Regions from separate parts of the Homo sapiens genome. Here region 1 is linked to region 2. The links are chromatin contacts, found by Hi-C in ENCODE. All regions are on one chromosome and are shown on one strand. Each heading gives the region's core, a stretch centred on a gene start or an enhancer-like site at or near the end of the contact. The rest is flanking DNA. Distances are from core to core; before and after follow the strand shown.

Region 1 (6,554 bases), core at 2,191-4,690, 1.2 Mb before region 2:
AGGGCTGTTTCCTGACGAGGCCTTTGCCGGAGGCTGCATGGAATCCGAGCTTAACACTTGAGACTGGGCTTCTTTTCACAGGCGCTGAGGGCTCAAGCACTTTGTTGCATCTAATCCTTTTTCAGAAGGAGAAAGGCATTTTAATGCGGCCACAAAATCCTCAATTTGGGCTTGCAAAGGGCCCTGGTGGATTTTCACACTTGGCCTGGTCTCCCTGCAAGGTACCAGAAACAAGGCCAGCGACCCACACATGGGACTATCTGATGGTGCAAGGAACAGGGGACCATGGGCCCCTAGAGCCTGAGGATGCACTCTACATGGACTGGATTTTTGCTTCTTAGGTGTGGTCTGCTGTGAAAGTCCACTGCAAGATGATGTCCCCTCTCTGCACCACGAGGGAGCCCAGCGCTCTCAAAACACATTGCTGCAGAGGCTGGGGCAAAGGAACTCATCTCTGAACTTCCTTGTTACTCATTAGGGTGCTAAGGTGAAAGGAAGTGGGTTTTGTCTTTTTTTTTTTTTGAGACAGAGTCTCACTCTCGCTCAGGCTGGAGTGCAGTGGTGTGATCTCGGCTCACTGCAACCTCTACCTCCTGGGATCAGGCGATTCTCCTGCCTCAGCCTCTCGAGTAGCTGGGACTACAGGAACCCACCACCATGCCTGGCTAATTTTTGCATTTTTGGTAGAGATGGGGTTTCACCATGTTGGCCAGGCTGGTCTTGAATTCCTGACCTCAAGTGATCTGCCTGCCTTGGCCTCCCAAAGTGCTGGGATTACAGGCGTGAGCCACCATGCCCGGCCAGGAAGTGGGTTTTTGGGAGCCCTCAAAGAGGCAAATGCGAAGTGCCACAACCACAAACGCTGACCAAGCCCCTGGTGGCCTTGAGACCTTGGGGTGAATGTACAGTGCCCTCTTGTCCACAGCTGTGCTTTGGGGCCCACAGTCTGCTGTAAAAGGATGCTGGCTTGTAAGAGATGAGGGTAGGCAGGGAGCAACCTGGATGTGAGTTTGCAGATCTGGGCAAGGAACTTTTCATCTCTGGGTCTCTGGTTCTTCATTTGGTTACATCAATTACCTACAATATTCTAGCTCTAATGTTTATGATTACTGAATTGCATCCACATCTAGACTAACTAGACGTGATGCTTCTGGTTCAGCCCAGCTAGCAATCAAGCATTGGATCAGAAAGGTGACATCTACTTTTGAAAAGGGAGAGACATTGAGAGAGAGAAAAAGAGAGAGAGAGAGAAAAGCAACATGTTATCTCAGCAAACCAAGCTCAGGGACCTATAATTCTGTCTGGAATTATGGACATCTATAATTTTCCCTGATTTCTCTGGGGGAATAGCCCGGCACAGATCCATGGAACCTGCCCTGTTGTTGTTGTTGTTGTTTTCCCGTGGGTCTCGGGTAAGGTCCAGGCAACTGTATTTTGCATACTCCAAGTAATTTAAAAGCTTGCCAAATTGTGAAGGTCTCTGTTTTAAACCATTTGCCTCTTGCCTAACCAGACTTTCTGGTCTTGCCTTGTTCCAGACTTTTGGCATCCTAATCTGAACAAAATCATCTAATCTGAATAAGATCACTACCCACATTTACGAAGTGGCCCAAACTATCCTTCATCTAGATTCTACCATTAACAGAAGCCTCACCAAGGTATAGAAAGATTAAGACAGTGGCCCAGGGAGCCATTTATATTCTCAAAAGTTATCTGAATCGTAGCAGAATGGGCAACAGGCCTTGCTTGATGGGATTCCTGGGCCTGGCTCTGCTTTGAATTTTGGCCTCAAACATTGCAGAAGCTCTCTTTGCCTCTCAAGATATGAAATATCCAAATGGGCAAAGTCTAGCATGAAGACGAAGCTTGGTCTTCAGCCCCATGACAGACACTACCAGGAAACTAGACTGCAAACCCCAAGGCCCAAGACTTCCTCTACCTGGGGGTATTGGGTGTGGAATTGGCACTCAACGCCTTCCTGGTGGCAAGTGTTGCTTGATGAAACCAAAGTGTCCTCCAGGTTTCTTCTTGCTCGTTAGGAACCAGCCCGCACAGCAGGAGCTGAGCAGCAGGCAAGCGAGCCAAGCTTCATCTGTATTTACAGCTGCTCCCCATCACTCGCATTACTGCCTCAGCTCCACCTCCTGTCAGATCAGAGGCAGCATTAGATTCTCAGAGAAGCATGAACGCTATTGTGAACTGCGCATGCGAGGGATCTAGATTGCTGCTATTTATGAGAATCTAATGCATGATGACCTGTCACTGTCTCCCCTCACCCCTAGATGGGACCACCTAGTTGCAGGAAAACAAGCTCAGGTTCCTACTGATTCTACATTATGGTGAGTTGTATAATTATTTCATTGTCTATCACAATGTAATAATAATAGAAATCAGTGCACAATAAGCGTAATGCACTTGAATTATTCTGAAACCATCCCCCCGCACCCCATCCATGGAAAAATTGTCTTCCGTGAAACTGGTCCCTGGTACCAAAAAGGTTGGGGCAAAACCTGGGCACGGTGGCTCACACCTGTAATCCCAGCACTTTGGGAGGTCAAGGTGGGCAGATCATAAGGTCAGGCGTTCCAGACCAGCCTGGGCAACATGGCGAAACCCCATCTCTACTAAAAATACAAAAAACAGCCAGGCATGGGGGTGGGCATCTGTAATCCCAGCAGGAGGATTGCTTGAACCTGGGAGGTGGAGGTTGCAGTGAGCTGAGATTGTGCCACTGCACTCCAGCCTGGGTGACAAGAGGAAGACTCTGTCTCAAAAAAAAAAAAAAAAAAAAAAAAAATCTGTGTTAGATAACAAAGAATGAATGATAAAAGTAATATGTGTATTAGGCAGAAAACTTGGAAAATATAAAAAAACTAAAACAAAACAAAAGCAACTCTTATCCTAACACCCAGAGATAGCCACTGTTAATATTTTCTGGTGCATCTGCTCTACATTTTGAGTAGATAAAATGTATGGTTAGACTCCTTGTCTTTCAAGTCCTGCACTTTCTCCAGCCTCTACTCTTTTCTCCTCTGTGGTTCTTTAATGGGTTATTTCTCAGAAAAGGATGTCACACTCATTCACACCAAGGTATAATTGAATAATAATAGCTGAGAGTATTACTTTGACTAGGCAAGTTCTATTTTTAACAGACTTAAAGCTTTCAGATGAGAGAATAAAGCAGTTAGCACTTCTCCCCCGCCACCTCCTCTATCTCAGCTATCTCCGAGTCCACTACACTTAGAATGATTAGATCTGAAGTCTAGGCCCAGCATTGTCACAGTCAGCCATTATTGTGAACTTAGACAAGTAATTTCACTTTTTTATGTCTTTTCTGTAAAGTAAAAGGGGTTAAGCCAGGAAGTAATAACTCATTAAAGTCAAACACTTTTTTTTTTTTAGATGGAGTTTCACTCTTGTCGCCCCGATTAGAGTGCAATGGTGCGATCTCGGCTCACCGCAAACTCCACCTCCCAGGTCAAGTGATTCTCCCGCTTCAGCCTCCCGAGTAGCTGGAATTACAGGCGCCAGCCACCATGCCTGGCTAATTTTTTGTATTTTTAGTAGAGACAGGGTTTCACCATGTTGGCCGGGCTGGTTTCAAACTCCTGACCTCGTGATCCACCTGCCTCGGCCTCCCAAAGTGCTGAAATTACAGGCATGAGCCACCACGCCCGGCCAGGTCAAACACTCTTTATTCCATAATTGAATGCATATATATGTACTTACGTATATTTAATATCTATTATAATTATATCTTAGATATAAATATATATTTATGTATTTAATATTTTATTATACAAATTTCTAACAAATTAAAAATAGAGGAAATAGCACAAATTACCTCTATTTACCCATCCTTGGGCCACAAAAAGCAGAAATTCCTGGCCCTCTGATTTTACTTACACTGCCACCTAGTTCTCTTCAAGTACCAAGTTATTTTGAAGCAAATCCCAAACATTATACCATTTCATATGTACATATTTAGTATATGCCTTTAAAAGATAAGAAGTCTGTATTTAAACAAAATGATGGTCATGCCTGAAGAATGAAAAATAATTTCAATTTCATCAAATAACCATTCAGTGGAACTGAATGTGTTTTTGTGCATATTTATGTAGGCATGTTCAGGATTTTGTTTTATTTTGTGTGGTTTCAGGAGCCAAATCTACAAGTTCCAACGAAGTCCTTCGTAGATGCAGGGAGTACTAATAATGTCTCAGTTGGGGAGCTTGCCCCCAGATGGAGCTTGGAACAATAAAGTAAACAACACTAAGTGCCAGGCACTCAGTACATTGCTAAGAAGAGCTGTTGGTGCCTTTCAGTAAGAGGGTGAGAGAGAACGAAGAAGTTATCTTTGGGAAGCCCGACCCTGATCAGAAAGACTTCATCAAGGAGATGCGGCATAACCTGGGGCTTAAACTTAGGGATATGCAAGAAGGAGAAAGGGATGATGTGAGAACAAAGAGAAAAAACAACTCACTGGGAGGCTGAGGCTGGCAGATCACTTGAGTGCAGGAGTTTGAGACCAGTCTGGGCAACATGGTGAAACCCCGTCTCTATAAAAAAATACAAAAATTGGCTGGGCATGGTGGCACACACCTGTGGTCCCAGCTACGTGGGAGACTGAGGCAAGAGGATTGCTTGAGCCCAGGAGGTCGAGGCTACAGTGAGCTGTGATTGTACCACTGCACTCCAACCTGGGCCCTGTCTCCGAAAAAAAAAAAAAAAAGAAAGAAAGAAAGAAAGAAAAGAAAAAGAAAAACCAACTCATTTGACTTTACAAGCTAATTTCCATGAAGACAGGACACATGGGGCAGTTTGAGTTTGTGTTAATCTCTTATTCATATACTTGTCTACTTGTCAAACTTGTATTGAAATCTAGATAACACCCTGATTAGATTTAATGTGTGTCAGGGTGGGTGGGGGGAGATGGTACAAGAAATAGAGACACAACGTTAGAAAGAGGCATTGAGAAGCAAGCGCTCGGTGTTTGTTGCGTAAATTCTCATAGCGGGTGGTGACGTGATAAATCTGAATAATTTTTATATATAGTAACAAAGCAACTTGGTAGTTTCATGAAACAAATTGTCCTGTACTGAGGAGGGACCTAGAATAGAGGCAGACTCTAGCACTTAGGGTGGACCAACCCAGAACTGTTCCATTGCCAAATAGTAGCCTGCTGGTCCCTGGAAGTGATTTTTAGTTAATTCTCATTCTGCTATACTACTCTATAATTTTGACCATTGATCTCTTCCTTTTATTAAAATTTTTTAAAATGAAAGTTGTAAATCCACAGAGTTTAGGGTTAGATTGTTTGTGGGTATTTTTGGCTTGTTTGTTTGTTTGTTTGAGGCAGGGTCTCTCTCTGTTGCCCAGAGCTGGAGTGCAGTGACATGATCCCGATTCACTGCAGCCTCACTGTCCCAGGCTCAAACAATCCTTCCATCCCAGCCTCCCAAGTAGCTGGGACTACAGGCATGCACCACCATGTCCTGCTAGTTTTTTTTTTTATTATTATTTTTTGTAGAGATGGGGGCTCACTATGCTGCCAAGGCCAGTCTCAAACTCCCGGCTCAGCAATCCTCCTGCCTCAGCCTCCCAAAACTTTGGGATTACAGGCGTGAGTCACCATGCCCAGGAAGATAGATTTAAAGCTTATGATAGAGAGCAGTTCCTCAACTCTCCATTTTCCCTCTGCCATTTTCTAATTCTAAAGCAATCACTTTCATTTTAATGGATTCTTTTGATATTTACATCCATATATCTATAATAACATGACTTCATTACTATTTCTTGGTGTTTTCATCTTATGCATTGAACATTGACTTCCTCTACAGATAAAAAAGGATTTTACTGTTTCACATAACATACAACATATACACACAAGAGCATGCACAAGTGCTTGTGGGCGCACACACACACATACACACACACACACACCCCTTACCTCCATTCTTCCTCTATAGTTTCACTGAAATTCTGCAGATTCATATTCGATGCTCTTCAAGTAAATTAAAGTGGAGGTCAGGCCTGAAGAATCTCTGAGCAGACAAAACAAGTTAGGCCTCTTAAGTGACCTAAACCTTGCTTGATTGCAAACATAAGCAAAACTTAACTTCAGATTTTTCTTGCAAATGCCTGTATTAAAGAAAAACATAATTTAAGCCCAAACAATCAGAAGTAGCCAAAAACTTGTAATTATTTAATTAGGGATTTTCCAGTGGGACTGATATGGTTTGGATATTTGTCCCCACCGAAATCTCATGTTGAAATGTAATTCCCAGTGCTGGAGGTGGGGCTTGGTGGGAGGTATTGGATCATGAGGGCGAATCCTTCATGAATAGCCATCCCCTTGGTGATGAGTGAGTTCTCACTATAAGTTCACGTGAACTCTGGTTGTTGAAAAGTGTGTGCACCTGCCCTCCTCCCCCGCCGCCATGCCTGCTCTTGTCATATGACTTACTGGCTTCCTCTTCACCTTCCGCCACCAGTGGAAGCTTCCTGAGGCCTCACCAGAAGCAGATGTCAGTACAACACTTCCTGTGCAGCCT
Region 2 (7,187 bases), core at 897-3,396:
TCTAACCCTCTTTGTCTGTAAATTGGACATCATTATCTGCCTCCACAGAACTGTTGTGTGGCTTGGCAGATCATTAATGGTAATGGGTCCTTGGTCCCTGTAAAACCAGATGTAAATGCTGAGTGCTGCTTATAGTAGGAACAGGTTACGCATATAGTAGGGTGGAAGCACAATCCAACAGGACTAGCCTAAATGTTACTTTTCAGAGACAACTTGAATCTCACTAAATTTTAAACAGGTTAGTTTCGTATCAACAGGACTTTTCCCAAGCCATCAGTTTCCTTTGCCTCCTACACAACCAAGCAGGACTGCCCCAGGGGAGGAAGGCAGAAATCATGGACAAGTTTCCTGAGAGGCCACATCCGCCTGTTCAGGCCTTGCCACCTCACTGCATGAAGGGACACGGCCTCATGTGCATCAGCTGTCATATCTTGGGTTTCTTGGTATTCAAGAAATGCTTTCTTTTCTTTTCTTTCATTTTATTTATTGATTAATTGATTGATACAGTGTCTCTCTCTGTCACCCAGGCTGGAGTGTAGTGGCGCAATCTCAGCTCACTGTAGCCACTACCTTCCAGGATGAAGCCATCCTCCCACCCCAGCCTCCCAAGTAGCTGGGACTACAGACCCATGACATCACTCCTGGCTAATTCATAGAGATGGGGTGTCCTATATTGCCCAAGCTGGTCTTGAACTCCTGGGCTCAAGCAATCTGCCTACTTCAGCCTCCCAAAATGTTGGGATTAAAGATGTGAGCCACCATGCCTGGTGTAAGAAATGGATCTACCAAGTTCAGGCTATTTTGTAATAATTTTCATTGTGTATGTGTGGTTTTTGGTTTTGCTTTTTGCTTTTTGGGTTTGTTTTTTTTTTTTTTTGAGTCAGAGTCTTGCTCTGTTGCCCAGGCTGGAGTCCAGTGACACAATCATAACTCACTGCAACCTCAAACTCCTGGGCTCAAGCAATTCTCCCACCTCAGCCTCCCAAGTAGCTAGGACTACAAGTGTGCACCACCATGCCCAGCTAATTTTTAAATTTTTTTGTAGAAGTTGAGGGGTGGGGGGTTGGGGGGGGGCTCTCACTGTGTTGCTCAGGCTCGTCTTGAACTTCTGGCCTCAAGCAATCCTCCTGCCTTAGCCTCCTGAAGCCCTGAGATAACAAGCATGAGCCACCACACCTGGCTAATTTTTAGTTGTTTAGACTGTCTTGTCCTCAAGGCAACAATCTATTGCAGCTGATTCACGAGGCTCACACCTTTGTAAGTTTTGTGATAATAACTGAGGGCCAGGTTGCAGCCTGAGGCTTCTTGGGTCTGGCTTCCTGTCCTTTCCACAGGTCCTAGGTGCCTCTCCCACCATGCACAAGGCCCTGATCCAGTCCTAGGACAGTTGGCTAAAGAGCCTGTCAGCTAATGCTCAGCCTTTTCCAGCTGTTTACCCCATTTTTCTCATGTGTTGACTAACACTTCCTGCCCCCAAAACCTGTCAGCTCCAAGATGTACTCCACAATCGTTCTGTCTCCCATCTGTCCATCTGGGGCCCAGGGGACACAGCAAGAGTCTCAAAAGGCCCATTTGCATCTCACCCACATCAGTAGAGCAAAAAGGGGGCATTGCTGTAATAAAGAAATAATTGAAGGTAGAAAGTGCTAAAGCAAAAGGGGAAAGGAAGATTATCCAAATGCAACTAAATATAGATTCTACTGTGGGTCATGTTGCTGAGGTGCAGACATTTACAGCAGGTGTTCAGTTTTGCTTAACGCAAGACTCTTTGCAATCATTTTTAAGTAGTACAGTGAAAGGGCCCTTAGGGAAAGAGCTCCCCTTGTTCTCACTTTGCAGATGTAGAGGCCTGAGAAGCAGGGAGGTGAAGTAGTTCACCCACGATCCCACAGCTGCTAAGTGCCAGGGCTAGGACTCCATCCCAGGGCTTGGGACAGTCAAACAGGGCCTCTTTCAACAAGCCCGTATTGTCTCTCAGCAAAGATCTATAAAAAGCTGGATGATAATAAAATAAGCTTATGCAACACTTTTGCCTAATGCAAATTAAGAAATTGATTTCAGGAACAGAAACTTGGGTAGGGTTTGCCCACATACAAACAACACTAAAGAGAAAGTTGACTACTTAAAATAGAAGACACTGTTCTCTCATGTGACTGAAAGGATTATTTCTATTCTGAAAAACTGAGAGGTTGCCTGTCATAAAGTCGTGTCCTCAAATTCAGAAACTTTAAAGTTTAATGCGGCCCAACGCATTGACTCACACCTGTAATTCCAACACTGGGAGTCCAAGGTGGGAGCTTGAGCCCAGAAGTTCGAGACCAGCCTAGGCAACATGGCAAGACACCGTCTCTACAAAAAAAATTTTTTTTAATTAGCTAGGCGTGGTGGCACATGCCTGTAGCCCAAGCTACTTGGGAGGCTAAGGCAGGAGGACCCCTTGAGCCCAAAAAGTCAAGGTTGCAGTAAGCCATGATCACACCACTGCAACCCAGCATGGGTGACAGAGTGAGACCCTGTCTCAAAAATTAAAGTTTAAAAATAAAGTTTTTTAAATAAAAAAAAAAAGTCTGGCCAGGAGCGGTGGCTCACACGTATAATCCTAGCACTTTGCGAGGCCGTGGTGGATGGATCACTTGAGCTTAGGAGTTCAAGACTAGCCTGAGTAACATGGCGAGACCCCATCTCTACAAAAAAATACAAAAAAAATTAGCCAGGCATGGTGGCACACACCTGTAGTCCCAGCTACTCAGGAGGCTGAGTTGGGAGGATCTGACCTCTTGAGTCCTGGAGGTCTAGGCTGCAGTGAGCCAAGATTGCACCACTGCAGTCCAGCCTGGGTGACAAAGTGAGACCCTGTATCAAAAAATATATATACATATATATATAAATGTTTAAAAGCCTAATGTAAGTGTCTCCAGTATACTGTAAGTAAAGTGACTTGTGTTTGTGAATTTAATCACTTGCAAAACACATAGTCATTCTCTCACTTGTCTTTACAATAACTCTGTGAGGAGCTGAGCATCAATCAGTGTCATCATTATCTCCATTCCACAAATAAGGAGATGGCGGCTCAGAGAAACTAAATGAATTCTCAATATCATGCAGCTGAACCTTGAACCTCAGGCTGCTGAATTCTTTTTATAAGGTATGGTAGAAGGGAATTCAAGCTCGAAGTCAGGAAGACGGATATGAGTCCTGACTTGGCCACTTACTTGGTCTCTGTCATTGAACAACTTATTTACCGCACAGAGCCTCAGCTGATGCATCTGTAAAATAGGGAGAATCACACCTGTGTGGTAGCTTTTATGAGTATTCAATGAAGCAATGTATGAAAAGCATCAAGGTCAGTGCCTGGCACAAACCAGGTTCTCAGACAAGTAATCCTTGCTATTGCTGATATATACAGCTTCTATTATACTATTTTGCAGCTTTTCCAGCTAGTCACGGCACAATACATGACTTAAAGACACAAAAGGGAGACTTCCTTTCCTCTGATCTCACTCCCTGATTCACTGGCCTGGCTTCTTATAAAGAAAGGTCTTGGCCTGGTTTAAGCAGAAATTCATTTACCAAAAGAATTAGTTGATGAAGGCCAGGCGCGGTGGTTCACGCCTGTAATCCCAGCACTTTGTGAGGCCGAGGCAGGCAGATCATGAGGTCAGGAGATCGAGACCATCCTGGCTAACATGGTGAAACCCCGTCTCTACTAAAAATACAAAAAATTAGCTGGGCGTGGTGGCGGGCGCCTGTAGTCCCAGCTACTTCGGAGGCTGAGGCAGGAGAATGGCGTGAACCTGGGAGGCGGAGCTTGCAGTGAGCCGACGTGCGCCACTATACTCCAGCCTAGGTGACAGAGCGAGACTCCGTCTCAAAAAAAAAAAAAAAAAAAGAATTAGTTGATGAGGTCACCAGTAAATGTAAAGCATTTCATTTATTCACACAATAAATGTTAATAAAGAGTGTACTATAACCCAAGCTTTAGGGAGACCATGTAGCACTTGGTAGGCACAGTCCCAGGCCTCAGGGAGCTGAAGTGATGGGGAAGGCAAACATCAAGCAAGTCACTGGCACCACCAACGTGATTCAGACACGTCTGATCACCCCCGATCACCTGGCATTTTCAGGGCTTAGAATCAGTAAACAAATAGAAACTCCTTAGTTCCCTGCTTTCTCCACTTCTCTGCAAATCATCACCAATTAAGTGCGCATTCAATAAAAGCAGAGAAAAACATTAAGTCCTTAGTGATTCCCATCACTGCTGCCCACATTTCATTGCTGAGAACTAATCACATGACCATAACTGGGCATGAAGAGGGTTGAGAAAATAGCCCTTGACTGGGCTGTCACTTTCCATGCTAGGAAAGGGAGGATGCATTTTTGGTAGCCAAATGGCATATACTTGGGAAAGACCATTGTGACTTTTCTGCCACAGCCAGAAAGAAGGCCAAACATATCAGCAATCCTAACACCTAATGAAAAGAACACAGGAAAGATGGAAAAGACATCGAAAAAGGCATGCTAGGCCGGGCGCAGTGGCTCACACCTATAATCCCAGAACTTTGGGAGGCTGAGGCAGGTGGATGACCTGAGGTCAAGGGTTCGAGACCAGCCTGACCAACACGGCGAAACCCCATCTCTATTAAAAATACAAAAATTATGTAATCTCAGCTACTCGGGAGGCTGAGGCAGGACAATCGCTTGAACCTGGGAGACGGAGGTTGCAATGAGCTGAGATCGCACCATTGCACTCCAGCCCAGGTGACAGTGTGAGACTCCGTCTCAAAAAAAAAAAAAAAAAAAACACAAAAATTAGGCCAGACACGGTAGCTCACGCCTGTAATCCCAGCACTTTGGAAGGCCGGGGCGGGCGGATCACCTGAGGTAGGGAGTTCGAGACCAGCTTGACCAACGTGGAGAAACCCTGTCACTACTAAAAATACAAAATTAGCTGGGTGTGGTGGTGCATGCCTGTAATCTCAGCTACTTGGGAGGCTGAGGTAGGAGAATCGCTTGAACCCAGGAGGCAGAGGTTGCAGTGAGCCAAGATCATGCCATTGCACTCCAGCCTGGGCAACAAGAGCAAAGCTCTGTTTCAAAAAATAAATAAATAAATACAAAAATACAAAAATCAGTCAGGCATGCTGGTGCAGGCCTGTGGTCGCAGCTACTCAGGAGGCTGAGGTGGAAGGACCACTTGGGCCTGGGAGGCAGGGAGGTTGCAGTTAACCAAGATTGTGCCACTGCACTCCAGCCTGGATGACAGACAGGCTGCACTCCAGCCTGGATGACACTGCACTCCAGCCTGGATGACAAAAAAAGAAAATAAAAGAAAAAGGCATGCCAGGTATATATTAATAGTAGTCATCTCACACAAAATAAAATTCAAAATGAAAAGCATTAAAAGAATATATCATAATTATAACATTATAATCCACAAAAATATGAATCATAAACATTTATGTACCTACAACCTTGGCCTCAAAATCTGTAAGTAAGACAAGCCCTGATAGAAATGCAAGGAATCACTGGTAAGTCCCCATCATGGGTGGCTTTAAATACATTTCTCAAAAACAGGCTGATCAACTACTACCCAAATGAATATGTCTTAAGAAGTCCTGGCTGACAAAACTAACATTTATAACTTCATAGGCATATGGAGAGAAACAAGTTTTTATCCAACAGACATTACACATTTTTTTCCAACTCTCATGAGACATTCTCTGAATGTATTAAACCACAAAGAAAATCACAACAAATCCCCAATAGTAAAACTGTGACAGCATACATTCATGAACTATAATGGAATAAAATTAGAAAATAATAAAAGATGGATAACAAACAAAAATCTATCCTCTTGGATATTTTAAAACATTCCACTAAATAAGTCTTAGGTTTGACAGGAAATAAGCACAGAAATTACAAGCCATTTAGAACTGAATCACAGTAAGAGCTGTCCATGGATATCAAGGCCCTTGGGACACGCTAAGACAGCACTCACAGGGAAAATACATAGCCTTATGTGCATGTGACAGAAAATAAGAAATGTTGAAAATAAATGAATCAACCAAGATTTCAACTCAAGAAGCTTGGCAGGGGATGGAGAGAGACAAAATAAACCTGAAGAAAGTTGAAGGAATGAATTAAGAAAGATAAGAGTAGAAATTAATAAAAATAGAAAATAAAGAGGTGATAGCATGTGGTGACTGGTTTTTCAGATGCTGGCAAGGTTGCAGAGAAAAGGAAACACTTATACACTGTTGGTGGGAGTGTAAATTAGTTCAACCATTGTGGAAAACAGTGTGGCGATTTCTCAAAGACCTAAAAGCAGAAATACCAATTGACCCAGCAATCCCATTACTGGGTATATGCCCAAAGGAATATAAATTGTTCTATTATAAAGACACATGCATGTGTATGTTCATTGCAGCACTATTCACAATAGCAAAGGCACGGTATCAACCTAAATGCCCATCAATGATACACTGGAAAAAGAAAATGTGGTACATATACACATGGAATACTATGCAGCCATAAAAAAAGAATGAGATCATATTTTTTGCAGGAACATGGATGGAGCTAGAGGCCAATATCCTTAGCAAACTAACACAGAAACAGAAAACCAAAACCGCATGTTTTCGTTTTTAAGTGAGAGCTAAATGATGAGAACACATGGACACATAGAGGGGAACAATACACACGGGGTCCTATCAGGGGCTGGAGATGAGGATCAGGAAAAATAACTAATAGGTACTAGGCTTAATACCTGGGTGATGAAATAATCTGTACAACAAACCCCCATGACACAAGTTTACCTATATAACAAACCTGCATATGTACCCCTGAACTTAAAATAAAAGTTAAAAAATAAAAATTAACTTGTTTTTTGAGAGAAGTAATAGAAAGGCAAAACTTTGGCTTATCTTTCAAGAAAAAATCACAAGTCAAAAACTAAGAATGTTTATCTTCATGGCAAGCATTTTGAAAAGTACTGGATGAAGAGACTAATATCCTAGAAAAATATTAATTACAAAGATTCATTCAAGGAAAATTAGGAATGTTAAATAGAATCATTACTATCAAGGAACTTAAAGAGATACTCAAAGATCTATCCCTAAAACAGACACTGAGTCCAGAGGGCTTTTCAGGTAGATTCTGACAAAGCTTTAAGGAAGAGATAATTCTATATA

The links. A loop is a pair of places that touch in the nucleus more often than their neighbours do. Pooled maps may share reads with other maps.
Region 1: a loop to region 2 is called in a map with no recorded cell type, with 15 times the contacts of the local background. The contact joins two enhancer-like sites. A Hi-C loop is called at or near these places in 2 of 37 single-sample maps with no recorded cell type and 2 of 50 pooled maps.

Annotation. Positions count from the first base shown.
Region 1 is chr21:32,926,442-32,932,995 of GRCh38, reverse strand. LOC105377136 (a long non-coding RNA gene) reads right to left here. Exons shown (of 6, transcript XR_937669.3): 5 at 5,951-6,044; 6 at 861-2,144. Among named protein-coding and RNA genes, the nearest start is that of LINC01690, 29 kb to the left of the region's middle. RefSeq lists an enhancer at 293-372. Within about 2 kb of position 3,440, at least 3 of the 41 ENCODE cell types and tissues checked have a DNase peak (open chromatin) inside an H3K27ac peak, as active enhancers do.
Region 2 is chr21:31,767,715-31,774,901 of GRCh38, reverse strand. No RefSeq gene overlaps it. Among named protein-coding and RNA genes, the nearest start is that of SCAF4, 39 kb to the right of the region's middle. RefSeq lists an enhancer at 1,789-2,078. Within about 2 kb of position 2,146, at least 3 of the 41 ENCODE cell types and tissues checked have a DNase peak (open chromatin) inside an H3K27ac peak, as active enhancers do.